Regions from separate parts of the Homo sapiens genome. Here region 2 is linked to region 1. A link is a loop called in an ENCODE intact Hi-C map of the cell type or tissue named here. Cell type or tissue: PC-9. All regions are shown on one strand.

What was found. Hi-C counts contacts between places; a loop is a spot of excess contacts. Peaks named below come from ENCODE experiments on the same cell type or tissue, not always from the same donor. Only the 100,000 strongest peaks of a DNase experiment are listed, where the experiment ranks them.
Region 2: a loop joins it to region 1, with 8 times the contacts of the local background. A loop is called at or near these places in 13 of 110 quality-filtered maps.

Annotation. Positions count from the first base shown.
Region 1 is chr11:128,466,750-128,469,249 of GRCh38, reverse strand. The region is part of intron 8 of ETS1 (ETS proto-oncogene 1, transcription factor); the gene reads left to right. Among named protein-coding and RNA genes, the nearest start is that of MIR6090, 54 kb to the left of the region's middle. In PC-9, no CTCF peak of the experiment used is centred here; a DNase peak (open chromatin) is centred at 1,499; H3K27ac peaks cover 2,074 bases.
Region 2 is chr11:128,341,690-128,344,189 of GRCh38, reverse strand. No RefSeq gene overlaps it. Among named protein-coding and RNA genes, the nearest start is that of LINC02098, 130 kb to the right of the region's middle. In PC-9, no CTCF peak of the experiment used is centred here; a DNase peak (open chromatin) is centred at 1,469; H3K27ac peaks cover 1,669 bases.

The sequences.
Region 1 (2,500 bases):
ATAAATGTGGTGTCCTGCCCACACCGAGGTATTTGATTTGACTTTTAGAATAGAGCTAAAGGGATTAGCTTCTTAAAGTAGCAAATTAACTCCCAAAGGACAGGTAGTCATTTTCATTTTTGGGAACACGTTGATGAAATGCAGCCTGAGGGTCACCCATATTGTTTGGCCCCAAATATTGTTTAATAGAGAGAAGCCATTTGAGCGGACTTTCTAATCCATATGCCTTTCTTCAGAGGAGGTTTGTTTCAGTAATGTAATTTAGAAAATATTTAATGAGTACCTGCTGAAGACAAGCTATCATACCTGGCATTGAGGATATATGGCTCAGTAAGATATAGTCTGTGTTCTCAGGGAGAACATGTCAAATGACACAGTCATTCAACAGCAAAGAATTTTTTGTTTGTTGGTGTTTGTTGGTGAGGCACTGTGCTAGGCTTTGGGTTGAAGCAGTGAAAAAACAAAGTCCTTGTCCTTACAGCATATATTCTAGTGATGGGAGAAATGGACAGAGACCAAACCAATGGGGTGGTCTTGGTGTAAGCCATGTACTATGGAAATATGAGGAGACTGCCTGGGAAGGTGCCTGCCCAGCGTTGACCTCCTTCTGTTTGGAAGAAAACTCCTGTGTTCTCCTCTCAGCAGAGCACAGGTGACAAGAGTGAGAACTTGTGGTTGAAATGGAAATGAGGAAGGAGTAGAAGGAAAAAGTGAAGTTCAACCTGACCCTGTTCACTTGCTGTGAGGATGTCCTTGTCACAGGCAGGCAACTCCCAGATCTGGAAAATGAGAAGAATGATACTGACAAATCGGGAAATGGAAGGGATTTCCATCAAGAGCATGTTACTAACACCTTGTCCTAGCCCATTGCTATATATGTATTTATGCTGCTCAGTTCTCAGCCTCAGGGCAAGGGACCAGAATAGCAGGGGATTTTTAATAACCAGCTCCTCATTGAGACAGATAGTGGGCCTTGCAGCTCCCAGACAAGGAAATATGACCCAAATGAGCAGTAATTTACTTGAAGCTTTACTTTTTTTAAAAAGTGAGATTGTTGCCTTAGATTTGAGGAGCCTTGGGGGTCCCCTTAGGGGGTGAACATCCTTGGTGTGATTTGCTTTGTAGGCTTGGGAGCTCTCCAAGTTCCTACCTGGTATTTCTTCTTCAGAGCTTGTAGCACGTTCTTCAAATCAGACCTGTCAGTGTGTAGTAAGAACTGTCCTCTTCTCCAGAGGCTGAGAAGAACAAAGCAGTAGAAGGAAATTCCCCTGCAGCCGCCTGAGAGGGAGGGTGGAGAGGGAGCAGACAGCAGGGGGTGTGGAGGCTCCGTGCCATGGGAGATGGGTGTGTGGAGTGTGTGTGTGGTGCTCTCCCGCCCGCATGGCTCTGGAAAGAGACCTCCTTCTAACAGGGACCCCTCTGTTGTTGTGGCTCAGAGCTTCGACTTGAGAAGCATACTTTCCCAGTGATGCCACTGGATTCCTGATGTGTGACACTCCCGGGCAGCATCGTGAAGGGTGCTGTTGACTGCCTTGGAGATCCCAGACAGGGACACCATTATGAGTCACATTGAACATGTGAGCTCCCCTTCCCATGACTGGCGCTATTATTAGTACCGTTTTCTGCTCTAGGGGACAAAGGTCACTGAGACCACAGTCCATTTGGGTAGGTGGAAGAGGCTGGGCACAGGGATAAGGGGGAGTTGCAGGGGGAATGGAGGAAGAGGCTTTACAAGTTTAGGATATGTTGGAGCAAGGGCAAGGGATGGGGTCCTGGAGCCCTGTGGATTTGGGCAGACCTCCGCTAAGCACACAGAAACACCCTCTAGAAGAGTCGTAACTGGGAGTGCTGGACTCATTCATTGTCTGCACCAATCTTGGGTGTGAGAACTTCTGATGGGCCTGGATGTGGGTGTCGCTGGTGGATCTGTGTAGCCAGTGTGCCTTCCAACCCCAGAGCTGCCTCTAAGCTTTGGGTTTCCAAGTGGCCCTGAAGTCCCCTCCCAGACCTGAAGTGAGGGTGATGCATTGCTGTGGAGACAGGCTCCTGTATTAGACCATCCACGGGCCCAGCCAGGAACTGCGCCCACCCTGGCCCAGTGTTTCTGGCTGGAAGAACATTTCCATGTCTTTCCTAGTTCTCTTGCTCCCCACAACAAAAAGGCAGTTTAGGAGTCAGCAAAAAGGTGCTAGAGGGGACGCTTCAGCGGCCATCATGAACTCCTCTCACTTGGTACAAAAATGTGGGCTTTCTGAAGGGTGAGCCCTGTGTGCACCAGTTAGGCTGGAGTGCGCCTGTGGGGTTTCTCTACAGGAATCGGGGGAGGGAGCCAGGAACTGACATCTCTGTTATGTTGACTGTCCTATTATGAAGCCAACGGGAGAGATTTCTTCCCATTCATATTCCCATTATTTCTTTAGGTATCTGCTTTTCCTATCTATCCTCCCTCTTTCCTTGGGTGTAAACAGAAAAAAAAAAGAGTTAGAGAGCTCTGCACCTA
Region 2 (2,500 bases), 130 kb after region 1:
GGCCATAACCTGCCAGTCTTGTTCTTATCACTCATGGTGCTACTCATGCATATGTCATAATTACCAATCTAGAAAATTGCTGTCTATAAACATGCATTCTGCTGGGCTACGCTTGAACGTGCTTCTGTGAGCAATGCTTTCTATTTTGGTTTTATTTCCCTCAAGTTCTGGTTTTCAGTGTCAGGTTCTTCGTGAAATCCTATGATAGATCTCCTGTGACCACCAAGACTTATGTTGTGAGTATCAGCTGTCCTCATAGTATTGCTATTTGGAAATGTATCATATACGTTTAAGCTTGTAAGGACCTTGAGTTCATGTCTGAGGTTGCTTTGTATCCATTCTCATTTTTCATACAGTGTCTAGACAAGTAGCTTCCCAGAATATTTGGTGAATTAACAAATAAAAGGAAGAATGAATGAATTAATTAATGGGAGATACTAAGTGAAGTATAATAAGATAAGTGAGTCTGAAGTCAGAATTTCTGAGTTCAAACCTAGACTTTGCCTCATAGTAGCTGTGTGGCTTTAGGCATGTTGCTGAACCTTTCTGTTTCTTGTATCATCACCCATAAAATGAGGATAGTACAAGTACTTATCTCATGGGGTTGTGGTGGGTTGTAATTGTATTAATCCATGTACAGTGCCTAACAAAAAAGATGATAAAAACACGATGCTTGGCACAGAGTGGACACTCGGTAAGCATTAGTGGTCACTATTACTGTTGTTATTTCAAATATGAAAGGGGAATTCCAAACTGGAGTTACTGTAAGAATCTTCCTGAGAAGACAGGGCAGGAGCTTGGGTCATGAATGATGGAGCAGAGGTAAGGACATATTATGTACTGTTTTCTCAGATCTCCCCAGAGTCAGTCATCAAAATCATGCTGTCTGTTGCCAGCCATACAGATGGTACTTCTTTTCAATCTCTAAGTCCTTTTATTAACTAGAACAACAGCAATGTTTTAGATTCCTGTGCTACAGGGCATTTTTTTCTTCCCTGTGGCTGGCCCATGTGTTTAGGGAGGGCCGTGAAGGCTGAGTTCAGGGCTGCCTCTTGTTTCCCCCTGGCCTCCTGCTGCCAAAGTCTCTGCTCTCAGCCTTGTCAGGCTTAGCCCAGGAAACATCTGCAAGGGCACTTCACGGTGACGCATTCTCAGGATGAGACAGCCAGGCCTCAGAGCAGCCTGCTGGGCCCATCTCCTCCAGAACATGTGTGGGGAGGCTGAGGAAAGAGAACTTGGGGCTGGGCTTGTCACCTGGGGCACAGAGGGCTCAGATGACGTGATCCTATTGTCTAAAGGACAGCAGTCTGTTGTTTTTGTTCTTTTTAGTAAAATAAATAAAGCCTCCCATTTCTATGATAATGCATGAGCCACCAGAGCATGGCTTGATGGTCCCACCTGGACTCAATGCCTGGGCTGTCATGGAGGGTTATGGAGCAAGTGGGTGACTAATTATTTGCACAGCTCTGGCCTAATGAATAGCTTTGGATAGAGAACTTCCTGGAGTCAGCTGGGGAGTACTCCACCCATGCAGCTTGATTACAGAAGCTATTTTGAAGTGCATTTTTGTTACTCCCAGAGGCGAAGGCCACTTGATGGGCCAGATTGCCCTCGTAAGCCAAGCATGGCTCATTCTCATTGCACCTGAACATTCGGCACGTCCTGCACACAGGAGAGGGTGTCTGAGTGCTGCCCTCAAAGTGTGGGCTTCCTGCACCTATCCTGTCTCCGGCTTCTCTTCCAACTTTTGTTATTTCTGGGGAGAATGACTTCAGCTTGGGTTGCAGGCGAGGAAAGATTTTGAAATGTTTCTGTGTTGAGGAGTAGGTCCTCTCTCTGTCTTTACCTTCCCGTGTGCAGAAACTGCAGAGGACATGTGTTGCCCTTCCGGTGGCCTGGGAAGCTACTGGTTTTCCTTTTAGGACACGAAGGGTAGACTAAAGCTATGTTTTCTGCGATGTTTTACTTTAGTCGTGCTCATGCACTGTGCCAAAGATACTGAAGTGTACTTCCTAAAGAGGAGAAATAAAAGTGCTGGGGGCGGGGAGTTTGATGGGTTGGTCGATAGGTGATCCGTGATTGAGCATTACAAAAATGAGGCCTGAGCTGCTGGTGCTTAAAGTTATTTCTAAATGCTTGCCGAGGCGCCTAACTTCGCTTTCTTCTCAGTGCAGATCTCCTTTCACTGAGGTCCTGTGCGGGGAGCTTGTTTCTTTGATATGGAAATGTGCACATTGATTCCTGCTGGAGGACCCAGGAGCCTCTGGGACCCCGCAGCTCAGGAGGCAGTTTTGGGTTGAAAGTTGGGGAGCGGAATTCATCTGGTCTCTGTTTCCACTTCCTTCCTCCACGCTGCTGTCTGAAGTTTGTTTCTCTTCTGGCTTTCTCTTTCCTATCTCAGATTCTTTCCAGTGCTTAGGGAAATCTCTTTCCACTTTTCCGAAAGCAAAATAAATGAAGCCACGATAGAGGCTGCCCTGCTCCTCAAAATACCTATGGG